Linked DNA regions of Homo sapiens: regions 1 and 2 are each linked to region 3. Evidence: chromatin contacts called from ENCODE Hi-C or POLR2A ChIA-PET data. All regions are on one chromosome and are shown on one strand. Each heading gives the region's core, a stretch centred on a gene start or an enhancer-like site at or near the end of the contact. The rest is flanking DNA. Distances are from core to core; before and after follow the strand shown.

Evidence for each region. Hi-C counts contacts between places; a loop is a spot of excess contacts on that map. ChIA-PET counts read pairs that join two places held with the same protein, here RNA polymerase II (POLR2A). Pooled maps may share reads with other maps.
Region 1: a loop to region 3 is called in a map of ascending aorta, with 8 times the contacts of the local background. The contact joins the promoter of PLBD2 here to the enhancer-like site in region 3. A Hi-C loop is called at or near these places in 1 of 168 maps with a recorded cell type or tissue (ascending aorta) and 4 of 50 pooled maps. POLR2A ChIA-PET finds 5 or more read pairs at or near these places in 9 of 52 experiments (A673, AG04450, GM12878 and 5 more).
Region 2: a loop to region 3 is called in a map of Caco-2, with 8 times the contacts of the local background. The contact joins the promoter of SLC8B1 here to the enhancer-like site in region 3. A Hi-C loop is called at or near these places in 2 of 168 maps with a recorded cell type or tissue (Caco-2 and endothelial cell of hepatic sinusoid) and 3 of 50 pooled maps. POLR2A ChIA-PET finds 5 or more read pairs at or near these places in 14 of 52 experiments (AG04450, GM10248, GM12878 and 9 more).

What each region holds. Positions count from the first base shown.
Region 1 is chr12:113,356,468-113,360,794 of GRCh38, forward strand. PLBD2 (phospholipase B domain containing 2) reads left to right here and starts at 2,120. Exons shown (of 12, transcript NM_173542.4): 1 at 2,120-2,423. The coding sequence starts at 2,134. It overlaps LOC105369989 (a long non-coding RNA gene), which reads right to left and starts at 3,043. Exons shown (of 3, transcript XR_945346.3): 1 at 2,863-3,043. RefSeq lists silencers at 1,934-2,433, 2,484-2,543 and an enhancer at 2,879-3,378.
Region 2 is chr12:113,333,859-113,337,913 of GRCh38, forward strand. It overlaps SLC8B1 (solute carrier family 8 member B1), which reads right to left and starts at 1,251. Exons shown (of 16, transcript NM_001358345.2): 1 at 585-1,251. RefSeq lists a silencer at 1,172-1,461.
Region 3 is chr12:113,297,056-113,301,021 of GRCh38, forward strand. It overlaps TPCN1 (two pore segment channel 1), which reads left to right. Exons shown (of 28, transcript NM_017901.6): 28 at 1-1,530. It overlaps SLC8B1 (solute carrier family 8 member B1), which reads right to left. Exons shown (of 16, transcript NM_001358345.2): 16 at 1,716-2,919. The coding sequence ends at 2,722. Among named protein-coding and RNA genes, the nearest start is that of MIR6762, 7.5 kb to the left of the region's middle. RefSeq lists enhancers at 1,337-2,034, 2,035-2,730 and a silencer at 2,769-3,063. Within about 2 kb of position 2,701, at least 29 of the 41 ENCODE cell types and tissues checked have a DNase peak (open chromatin) inside an H3K27ac peak, as active enhancers do; they include PC-9 and ascending aorta, where a contact is called at or near this core.

The sequences.
Region 1 (4,327 bases), core at 870-3,369, 59 kb after region 3:
TTCCTTCCTTCCTTCCTTCCTTCCTTTCTTCCTTCCCTTCCTTCCCTTTCCCTCCCTCCCTCCCTTCCTTCCTTCCTTTTCTCTCTCTTTCTCTCTCTCTCTCTCTCTTTCCTTTTTGACAACTTCTTGCTCTGTTGCCCAGGCTGTAGTGCAACTCACTGTAGCCTCGACTTCCTAGGCTCAAGCAATCCTCCCCCCTCGGCCTCCCAGTAGCTGGGACTGAGGCAGAAATTAAAATAATAATAATAATAAGTACTACATATATTCACTCCAAGAGAAGTAAGAGCTAAGGCCCAGAATGTGGCAAGGCAAGGGTTAAAAAAGAAGAAGAACAAGTTTTCCTCTGCTTAGCAGCTCACTTCAAGGACAGTTATAAGATAACGCTGTCCGAAAAGCCAAGGCCAGAGGACTGGGCTCCAGACCCCGCCCTCCACCCCACCGCCCGCCTCCAGAGCAAGGTTGAAGGAAAAAAAAGAGAGAAAGACAAATTATTTTATTGCTATTCCTTTCCTTGGTCTCTTAAGCATGACTATGTTTTACAAACCTCTCTATTTAGCCAGTTCTTGTTTTACTTTTGATGCAGCTACAAGGCCACCAGCTATGCAAGGCCACAAGTTATGCACTATATGATTAACTACTTTTGTTTTACCTTTCTAAGCTTGCTTATAAAAACCCCACAATATCTTTGTTCTAGGCTCAGCTTTTTGGATGTGAATCCACTGAGCCAGTGCGTACGTTGAAATAAACATCCTCCTGTTCTCTCATATTGGTCTCTCCGTTCCTCAGTTTCCCACAACAGGACTACAGGTGTGCACCACCAAGCTCAGCTAATTTTTATATTTTATAGAGACAGAGTCTTGCCAGGTTTCCTAGGCTGGTCTCAAACTCCTGGGCTCAAGCATTCCTCCCACCTTGGCCACCCAAAGTGCTGTGATTACAGGCATGAACCACTCACCTGGCCTTCCCTCTCAAATTTTAAGAGTTCCTGATATATTATATGATATATGTTGAGATATATATACATATATATATGTAATGTATATATATGATATATGTTGCAAATAGTTTCTCCTGGTCTGTCAGATGTCTTTTGACTTTGCTTATTGAGTTTTTTGACATGAAAAAGTTAAAAAATTTATACAGTCAAATGCATTAATCTTTTATTGCATCTAGGTTTTTTTTTTTTTTTTTTTCTTTTGAGACAAGGTCTCATTCTGGTTGCTCAGGCTGGAGTGCAGTGGTGCAATCTCGACTCTCTGCAGCCTCGACCTTCCGGGCTCAGGTGATTTTCCTACCTCAGTCTCCCGAGTAGCTGGGACTATAGGCGCGCCTCACTGCGTCCGGCTACTTTTTTGTATTTTTAGTAGAGACGGGGGTTTCACCATGTTGCCCAGGCTGGTCTTGAACTCCTGAACTCGCCCGCCCTGGCCTCCTGGAGTGTTGGGATTACAGGCGTGAGCCACCGCGCCCGACGGCATCTAGGTTTTGAGTAGTAGTTAGACAGCTTTTTCCCACACACATGTAAAAAGGGTATTTGAGGGACAATGGGAAAAGTTGGAATAAAGACTGCATTAGATAACTGTATTAAATAAATGGCAAATACCATTAAATAAATCTGGCCGGGCGCGGTGGCTCACCCCTGTAATCCCAGCACTTTGGGAGGCTGAGGCAGGCGGATCACCTGAGGTCAGGAGTTCAAGACCAGCCTGGCCAACATGGCGAAACCCCGTCTGTACTGAAATTACATAAATCAGCTGGGCGTGGTGGTGCGCGCCTGTAATCCCACCTACTCAGGAGGATGAGGCAGGAGAATCGCTTGAACCCGGGAGGCGGAGGTGGCAATGAGCCGAGATCGCGTCACTGCACTCCAGTCTGGGCGACATATGGAGGTTTTGTCTTGTCTCAAAAAAAAAAAAAAAAAAAAACTTGGGGAAGTGTGCTAAACCGGGTTTGCGTAGGTGGAAGGGGCGGCCGGGCTCTTTAAGGTGGGTCCCGCCCCGTAGGCCTCCCCTCGCGCCAGCCCCTCCCATCCCGGAAAGGCTCAGCCCAAGCCCGGCCCCGCCCGCCCTCGGCCCCGCCCATGGCAGAGCGCAGTCACGTGACCCGGGCTGCGGGGCGCAGCATTGTGCGGTCATGGTGGGCCAGATGTACTGCTACCCCGGCAGCCACCTGGCCCGGGCGCTGACGCGGGCGCTGGCGCTGGCCCTGGTGCTGGCCCTGCTGGTCGGGCCGTTCCTGAGCGGCCTGGCGGGGGCGATCCCAGCGCCGGGGGGCCGCTGGGCGCGCGATGGGCAGGTCCCTCCAGCCTCCCGCAGCCGCTCGGTGCTCCTGGACGTCTCGGCGGGCCAGCTGCTTATGGTGGACGGACGCCACCCTGACGCCGTGGCCTGGGCCAACCTCACCAACGCCATCCGCGAGACTGGGTAAGGGTTGGCTTATCCCCACGCGGGGCCATCGGGGGAGGGGGATGCGTGGGCGCCGGACCTCGCCTGTTCCCGGGACCGGCCTCTTGCCGGGTGGGAACGCCCGTTTCTCTGGGGGTCAGCTACTCCCGAGGCTGCAGCACCGCCCTGCGGGCCAAGTACCCTGTTTGGGAGCTGGCTACTGCGGCATCCCTCACCTCATGGGGCCAGTCCCTTGCCTTCAGCCAGTGGTGACAGTACTTCTGTCCCCAAGAAGCCAGTTCCCTACCACCGAGGCCGCAGTGCCTGCATCTGGATCAGGTCCATGGCTGGTGGGTAAATTCTATCCTCACGGGGACCTGCTCCCTTCCCTAGACTTTGCCTCCTCACCCCATGGAGGCCAGCCCCCTGTCCCCAGGCCTGAGGGGTGATGAGAACTCAGCAGGAGACTAATTCTTACCTGCTTGGCTGTGGCTTGCTCGTGGGTGCCAGCACCCTGCCTCCCTTCCAGTGCCAGGTCAGCAGGACTGAACCTGGGTTCCAGGCTAGTCCAAAAGCAGAGGGTCCCTAAAGTCACATAGACCCATTTAGTATCCTGCTAGGGCTCTGCTCCTCCCTTGTCTTCTGTGTCCTGGTCCAAGGGGAAGTCCTTGGCTGGATGCCGTGTTTGGCAGCCATGCTCACCATCTTTATTGCTGGAACCCAGGCTGTCATTCTGATGTGTGAGTCTCACCTAACTCCTCCGCCTGTCTGGGCTCCCGTTTCCCCATCTGTGGCCCAGATTTTGAGGATGTGCTCTAGTTGGGTGGTCATGTGCTGCAAGTTCTGTACAAGGGCTTGTGCCCATTCATTTATTCATTACCCTGATGGTTGGCCTTAGGGACACAGCTGAGCAGCTGTCTCTACTCAGTGGGAAACACAGACAGCGATAGAAGAGAAATCAGAGTCAGTGGGAGTGGGAAGGATCAGCTTCAAAGCCTTGTCAGCAGGGCCCAGACGCTGGATCAGGCTGTGCTGGGGGATCCTAGGGAACCCGGGGTGCATCCGTCATATCCTAGTGTCCAGATGATGCTAGGGAACCCTAGCACTAGGATGTGCCCAGGATGTGGTCTGTGCTCAGACCACACTGCCCCCTGCAGCAGAAAGGGCCTCCTCCCACTTTAGCCCCTATCCATTTTACTGGCATCCATTGGCTTCTGCAGGTGTTAGGGAGACACAGGATGCCGAGGACACCCCCATTCTGGTGGCACTTGGGGGGTACATCAAGTAGACGTGAGATTTGGGGGAGATATTTGCACAGACACAGGGGCACTGGTTGGGGTAAATCTGGGAAGGCTCCCAGAGAGAGGAGGCCACAGAGTGAGCTGGCATCTGTGGAGGGAACTGAAGCTTTGTGGCTGGCCTCGGGGGCTGCCGGGACTCTTGGATCTGGTGACCCGTTCTTTGCTGACTCACTCATGTTTTTGGCCCTGCATAGCAGAATCAAGAGGACATGACAGAACTGTTCAGGCGAGGAGGGGCAGGAGCGAGGCCCAGCATGGGGAGGGGGCTTTGGCCTCTGGAGGCCCCTCCTGGGCTGTGTTGCTCTTGACTATGGTAAACATGGAAGTGGAGAGAAGGCTTCCTTGATTGTGCTGGATGGAAAGTTCTTCCAGGCTCAGCCCCTCTGCTGTGTGACCTTGGGCAAATCCCTTCACCTCTCTGAGCATGTTCCCTCATATCAAGGTAGGACCAAAAGGGTCATGGAAATTCACTGGGGTCACAGAAAGCACTGTTTATTTATTTTTATTTGTATTTTATTTTTTGAGACACAGTTTCACTCCGTTGCCCAGCTGGAGTGCAGGGGCACGATATTGGCTCACTGCAACCTCCCCACCCTGGGTTCAAGCGATTCTCGTGTCTCAGCCTCCCAAGTAGCTGGAATT
Region 2 (4,055 bases), core at 1-2,500, 35 kb after region 3:
CCACCATGCCCAGCTAATTTTTGTATTTTTAACGGAGACGGGGTTTCGCCATGTTGGCCAGGCTGGTCTGGAACTCCTAGCCTCAAGTGATCTGCCGGCCTTGACCTCTCAAAGTGCTGGGACTACAGGCGTGAGCCACCACACCCAGCAGAGGAATTCCAGAACCTGCCCAAGGTCACACAGCAAGAGGGTCACAGAGCCCACAGCCCCTCCGACAGGGAACTTAAGGGCAAGAAGGAAGTTGAGTTGCTCAAAGACCGCGGGTTAGCAGTGGGGCCGGGCTGGTCACCACCATGTGCCTCTTCCCTCAAGACCAGGGCCAAAATGGCTTCAATATATTTCAAAGGAATTAAACTGGAAAAACAAAAGTCCTCAGCAAACTAAATTTCCTGTTTTGGCTTTTTCATGTGTTCTACGATGAGTATGTCTTATTTTTGCAATCAGGAAACCAAACCCCATAAAAACGTTTTTTTCTTTAAGTCTGCGCAGGTGTTTCTCAATGTACTGGCAGCCTGAGGGGAGGGAGAGGAGGTAGGGAGGGGAAGAGAGGTCAGAAAGGCGCCTGTCCCAGCCAGGTTCCTTACCTGTCCACGGAAGACACGGCCCTTCCTCTTCTATGGTTCTCCCGAACCCCTCCAACTGGAGTCCGAGTTACTCTATTTGGCACCAAGTTCAAACAGGACACCCCTGGTTTCAAATTCGTCTCGGCCACTTACTATCTGTGTGGCCTTAAGGAAGTCACTTCACCTCTCTGGGCCTCTTATTCCTCATGTGTGAAATGGACACAAATGCTGGCCGACGCGGTATACAATAAGAGCTCAATAAATGTTCGCGTCCCTGATGTCCCCAACACCTGAAGATCAGCATGCGTCTCGTCTCTCTTTGCTGCCGATTTATTTTACTGATTCACTAGTGAGCATTTATTGAGCGCCTTCTGTACGCGTGGGCCGATGCCCAGCGCTCGGATGGTCGCCGACCTGCTAAGGGACAGGGGCGGGAAATCGGGGCTGCGCTTCCCAGGAAAGAGACCTCAGGAACATCTCCGTGCTCCGTTTCCCGTCCGGACGGAGGCTGAGAAGTCGAACTCGGGGCGCCCGGGTCCTCCGGCCGTGCGGGGAGGCGGCTCTTTCTTACCTCGGGCCGGGCCTGGGACCAGCAAACTCCGAACCTCGACCTCGCAGGGCCTCGCAGCCTTCCAGGTCCCTGGCCGCCGGACCGACCTTGCGCCAGCGAAGCCGCCAGTCCGGGTGCCCCGCCTGCTGCAGCGTCCGGGCCCCTACTCTTCCCGTCCGGGCCCGCCCCGGCTCGCCCCGCCCCGGTCTCGGCCACGCCCTCAGGACACGCCCCCTCGGGGCTCGCCCCGCCCCTGCCCTTAAAGGTACAGCTCCCGGGGAGCTTCGTAGGGTCTTCCCACTCTCCACCGTCCTCTCCCTCCGCTTTGAAACTGAGATACAAGCCGATGGGTAAGGACTGCAGGAAGCCGGAGAGGGACATTTAGAGGGTGAAACTAGGAGGTTCATTTCCCGAGGGTAGAGGAACCAGAGGGTGTCAAGCTGCTCCTGGTAATGAATGGTGACAAAGAGGTTTGGGAAAATCCCAGGTGGAGAAAGCCCCACCCTGCCCAGGAAAGTTCTCGCGGTTTCACTGAAATCCTTCTGAGATCCTAATTGGGTTCAACATTCCCCTCTAGTAGCATAGCTTTTTTTTTTTAATTTAAATTTTAATTTTTTAAGCCAGGGTCTCACTCTATCGCCCAGGCTGGAATGCAGTAGCAGCTGTCACGGCTCACTAAAGCCTCGACCTCCGAGGCTCAAGCAATCCTCCCACCTCGGCCTCCCAAGTAGCTGGGACTGCAGGCAAGTGCCATCATGCCCGGCTAATTTTGTTCATTTTTTGTAAAATGTTCTTACTATGTTGGTCAAACTGGTCACGAACTCCTGGGCTTATATAATCCTCCCGCCTCAGCCTCCCACGTAGCTGAGACCACAGGTGTGTGCCACCAAACCAGGCTAGTTTTTAAAATTTTTTATAGAGACGAGGTCTCTATATGTTGCCCAAGTTGGTCTCAAACTCCTGGTCTCAAGCGATCCTTCTGCCTCTGCCTCCCAAAGTGTCAGAGCTGTGTAAACCAGAGCAACTCCATCTCGAGTGGGGCTGGGTAAAATGAGGCTGAGACCTACTGGGCTGCATTCCCAGACGGTTAAGGCATTCTAAGTCACAGGTTGAGATAGAAGGTGGGCACAAGATACAGGTTATCATAAAGACCTTGCTGATAAAACAGGTTGCAGTAAAGGAGCCAGCCCAAACCCACCAAAACCAAGATGGTGACAAGAATGACCTCTGGTTGTCCTCACTGCTGCACTCCCATCAGCGCCATGGCAGTTTACAAATGCCATGGCAACGTCAGGAAGTTACCCTATATGGTCTAAAAAGGGGAAACATAGATAATCCACCCCTTGTTTAGCATATCATCAAGAAATAACCATAAAAATGGGCAACCAGCAGCCCTCAGGGCTGTTCTGCCTATGGAGTAGCCATTCTTTTATTCCTTTACTTTCTCAATAAACTTGCTTTCACTTTACTCTATGGAATCACCCTGAATTCGTTCTTGCGCGAGATCCAAGAACCCTATCTTAGGGTCTGGATCAGGACCCCTTTCCTGTAACAAAAGTGCTTGGATTACAGGTGTGAGCCACCATGCCCACCTTTTTATCTAATATTTAAAATTTGTATTTAATTTTTTCCCTTTTCTTTTTGCTAATCTCTGTATTGTTCCAATTTTAGTATATGTGCTGCCGAAGGGGGCACATAGCATCGTTTTTAAAAGAAGGTGGCAAACAAATCAAGACCGAGGAGTTAGTGATCTGCTGATGGATGTACCAGTATCTCCCCCTATTTCCAGTTTCCCAGCCTCCTGGGGAAGCTCTGTTCATCCTGCCTTTTCTTCTGTTGGGGGGATGGGGGAATGGGAGGAGGCAGGCATGGGGCCTGGACCTGGGGTCCTTAAGGCTGGAGTGTGTCCTCCCAGGCCACTCCTGCCTGCAGCCCCACTTCTGCCATTAGCATGCATCTAGTCACCCCATCTCTTATCCTTACGGTAGGACCTGCTTCCTCGTCATGGGCAGGACCCAGGCCCAACGCCAAGCCTGGCATTCAAGGCCCTTCAGCATCCAGCCCTAGCACACCTTTCTGAAATCGTCTTTCACCCCTACCTCCACCTCCTGCCCAGTAGTGCTCCCTGTTCCCTGAACGTATCGGCCTCTTGCTCACAGCCACCTGCCTCTGCTCCTTCCGAGCCCCCTGCCCTGATGACACCCTATCTCTTTTCCACCTGACAAACTCTTACTCATGTTGTCAGGCTCAGCTCAGAGGTCACCGCCACTAGGGGGTCTTCCACCCTCCCCCCAACCCCTCCACATGGCCACAGGGCTCCCCACCTTCAGAGCACACCTCTAATTCCCACCTCTGGGCAGGTGACATTGTGATCTGGAGCATGATGTGTTTGGAATCGCAGAACATCAGGTTTCTGTAGGACCTTCTATAAACACTTAGAGCCTCTCTTTGAGCCTCAGTTTCCCCCTTGGTGAAATGGGAGTGATACTAGTACCAACCTCCTGAGGTCCTTCCAGATGTTTTTCCTTATCTTTTTTGAGACAGGGTCTCCTTCTGTCACCCAGGCTAGAATGCAGTGGTGTGATCTTGGCTCACTGCATCCTTGACCTCCTGGGCTCAAGCGATCCTCCCGCCTCAGCTTCCCAAGTAGCTGTGACTACAGTCGTGTGCCACCATGCCTGGCTCGTTTTGTTCATTTTTTGTAGAGACAGGGTGTCACTATGTTGCCCAGGCTGGTCCTGAACTCCTGGGCTCATGCAATCCCCCCACCTTGGCCTCCCAAATTGCTGTGATTACAGGCATGAGCCACCATGCCTAGCTGAAATAGGACACTGTGAAGAGCCCCAAACCCCATGCTGGATGCTGAGTCAACACTCCCTCAGTGGAAGGGTTTGTTGTCCCCATTAATTATTCCATTGTTGGCTGGGCGTGGTGGTTCGCAC
Region 3 (3,966 bases), core at 1,451-3,950:
CAGTTCCCAGCCACCCTCCCTGGCTCTGCTCACACCAGAGATTTCCATAGCAGGAGCGGTTGGTGCAGAAGTAGGTTCAGATGAACCTCAGTTAACGTCGCCACCCCTCCTCCCACCATGGTACCCTGTAGGAGCCCTGTATGACATCTGAGCGTGGTGGAGGTAGGAGGGTTGCCAGCTGCAGTGACCCTGCCACAGAGGCAGGGTCAGTGCAGAGGTCGCTTTGGTTCCGCTTCCCTGGGCCACAGAACGGAACACAGCATAGGTTCTGCAGCAGGAGCCGCAGTGGCAGGATGGAGGGTGCGAAGGGCAAGGAGTGCACTGCTGGGCATTCCTGGCCAGCCCCGGCCCTCTGGTGCCTGCTTCCTGTGACTTCAGAAGGCAGGTGGACAGAGCCTCCCTCTGGCCTTGTCCTCTTCCCAGCCACAGAACGGGCAGGGTGGCACCCGACCCCAGGGGAGCAGTACCTGGTCCCCCACCCCCTCCTCCCAACCACCTCCAAGGCCAAGCTGGGTCCCATAGCCAGCACGGCATGGTTCTCCCCTTCCCCCCTTCCCAGGTCAGGGGAGTTGGACAAGTAGCAGGTGTTTGTTTTTAAAGCACAGCCCTTTGGGAAAGCAACACATTATTGAGACTCACTGTGATTCCCCCGGGAGTCAGACTGGCTTTGTCCTCTTCCTCTCTGGAGGGCCATGGGCCATCAGCAGGAGCTCCACATCGAGCCCCAGGCCAGAACCCCCTCCCTTTCACAGAGAGGGAACTTTATTGCACAATTGGGTGCCTTTTAGCTTTTGTGTGTTGAAATGGGCGTTTTGGAAGCAAGGGTCAGGGGACAGCTTCTAAAGGTGTGAGTCTCTGACCTGAGCATCTGGGCCTCGCCTGGGCCCTTCTTCCTCCCCAGGGGTGGAAACGTGGAGGGGCCAGCAGCACCCCGGGGTCTGCCCAGGGGAGTCAAGGCCCCGAGGTGGGGGGGCCTATTCCAGGAGGAGTGGGATCTCGGCCCTGTCCAGAGCGAGTTAATGTGTCCATCTGCCCAACCCTGTCCTGAGAAAGGACCTGGTTTTGGCCAGGACCTGACAAATACCCAATGGCAGCAGTGTCAACAGACGGGAGTCCAGCCAGGGTGGGTGCCCTTGTCATTGAGGTTAGGGACAGCTATCCCCAGGTTATGCCTGGCCCCACCCAGCAGGGAGTTGGGGTCCCCCCACAGGCTGTGAGCTCTGTGGGCCCTGGGATGTGATCTAGCTCAGATGCCCTCTCATCCTTGATGTCATAGTTGAGTGCACCCAAGTGGCACCCACTGGCGGCCAGGGGCACAGCCTGGTGGTGGTGGCAATAGAACTGTGCCCCTCCTCAGCTCCTCGCTTCCCCTCCCACAGCCCCAGCCTTACTCCACCATGCGGACAATCATTTTGTACGGATCACGGGAGCAATGCTGTACGGTTTTGTACACTGGTGGTTTGTTTCCTAGAAAACCCATTGTGTCTCTGGATTTCTAGCACATTACTAAAAGAGCCTCTGCTTTGTAAACATGGCTGCTGCCTCTTGACTTCTGTGGCTTTGGGTATTGTCGGGAGAGTGGCCCCATCCAAGGCCATGGCCATTCCTGATCCTGCCTCAGCCCCACCCCGAGCTGTGCCCTGGGGTCAGCCACTTGGCACTGGCCCCAGGTGAGGAAGAACTGGTAAAAGTTGGGGGTGTCATTTTCTCTACACTTGAAATTTTGACTTTTTTTTTATTTGGAAAAGAGACAGTTGAATCCCTTTTCTTTACCAGCATAAGGCAGTCAGGCAAACCTAAGAGTTGCTTATTTCGGCAACATAAGGCGGGGTCATTGCATGACAGCAAGAAGGCACGAGGTCCCCTCATCTGTCCTTTCCCAGCTCGCAGGCCTTGGAACCCCGCCCAGGGCCCCGCTGAGGGAGGCACAGGCACAGTCCTACCGACTCCTGCCTGGCAGCTGGAGGAGCCCAGGTTCCAGCACAAAGGAGTCTGTGGACAGGCAGGGGCAGAATCCTGGAGGGAGCGCCTGAGCCACCATCCCATGTGGCAGCTGCTGGCGTAGCAGTGCCTCGGGCTGGCATCGTTTTGGAAGCAAGTGGGTTCAGTGAAGTGTGTTGCCACGAATAGCACCCGCTGCTTTTGGCTTTATTAACGTGGCAAGGAGAAATTCAAAATTAAGTATGTCTCGAATTCTGTTTGTGGCAGATGGTGCGGCTCTGGAGCTCAGCCCTCGGCGGCCTGATTCCCAGGGGTCCAAGCCACCCTCATTCTCTGAGTCAGGGTTGGGCAGCCACTTGTGTCCTGAGAAGGTGCCAGAAGGCCTGAAGCCCAGGCAAGGGGAACGGGCAGTGCCTGTGCCTCGGGGGTACCTCCAGCATGGCCTGGAGCACATCCAGCCATCCCCTTCCCCCAAACTCCAGCCCTTCTCAGAGGGGCTCTGGGGGTCATTCAAGGGGGACTTCTAGCTTCTCTCTGGAACCCTTTGTCCAGAGCAAAGCCAGGTTTCCAAGGTCCCCACGGCAAGGCTGTTGGGTGCTGGCAGCAAGAGGTACACAGCAGTTCTCCCAGCTCACAGCAGTGACCTCAGATCTCCAGCAGCAAGGGCCGCACTCTCGTGCCCACAAGGGCCTTGCAGAAATGCTCCGGTCCCTGGGCCTCCCCCGGCAGGAGGGGCGGGGCTCCTGCCTGCAGTGAGGCCACAGCACTAAGCGGCTTCAGTCACATGCTTTTCAGGTGAATCACTCCAAATTCAGTGAGGAGGGCCACGACAAGGAAGTTCAGGTAGAAGAGGAGCAGGCAGAAGCCATAGACTCTGCTGAGCTGGAAGCACTGCAATGGGACTGAGACCAGGGAGAAGACGAGGCTGAGCCCCAGGGCGCCTGCCAGGACCCACACCAGCAGTCCGTCTGGCTCCAGCTGTGGAAGAATGAGGGGAGAGAGGCTGAGTCACTGCCCGTCACAGGCCCCGCCCCGTCTGTGGCCAACACAACAATGCAGCCTCAACAACAATGCAGCCTCAACAACAATGCAGCCTCAGCAACAATGCAGCCTCAGCAACAATGCAGCCTCAACAACAATCCAGCCTCAACAACAATGCACCCTCAACAACAATGCACCCTCAACAACAATGCAATCTCAGCCGAGCACAGTGGCTCATGCCTGTAATTCCAGCACTTTGGGAGGCTGAGGCAGGTGGATCACCTGAGGTCAGGAGTTCGACCTGTATTGGCCAGGAGTTCGAGACCACTGGCCAATACAGTGAAACCCTGTATCTACTAAAAATACAAAAATTAGCCAGACATGGCAGTGTGCTACTGGGGAGGCTGAGGCAGGAGAATCACTTGAACTCAGGAGGCGGAGGTTGCAGTAAGCCGACATCGTGCTACTGCACTCCAGCTTGGGTGATGGAGTAAGACTCTGTCTCAAAAAATAAATAAAATAACAACAACAACAACAACAACAATGCAGCCTCAACAGTGTTTGAGGGCACCAGCTGGGGGCCACTTAAGGAAGACTGGCCTGCAGCAGCCCGGCCTGCCCTGTGGGATGGCATGCCCCACCCTGAAGTTACCCAGACGTGGCCCCAGAAGTTTCCAGACGCAGAAACAGCAGGGAAAAGGAACCTTCTCTTCCAACTTCAGCCAGGTCCACCTGCCTGGGTGCCTCTCCCCTGCCTCGAGTCAGATGTCATTATAATTCCCTCTGTTTTTAATGCTGAACTCTAGTCAACGACATGCACAAGCGGATGTTCACCACTTACTGTGAAATGCATCAAGAAACAATATGGATGCGTTAGGCCGGGCAGGGTGGCTCAGGCCTGTAATCCCAACACTTTGGGAGGCCAAAGCGGGCAGATCACTTGAAGTTAGGAGTTCGAGACCAGCCTGACCAACATGGTGAAACCCCGTCTCTATTAAAAATACCAAAATTAGCCAGGTGTGGTAGCACATGCCTGTAATCCCA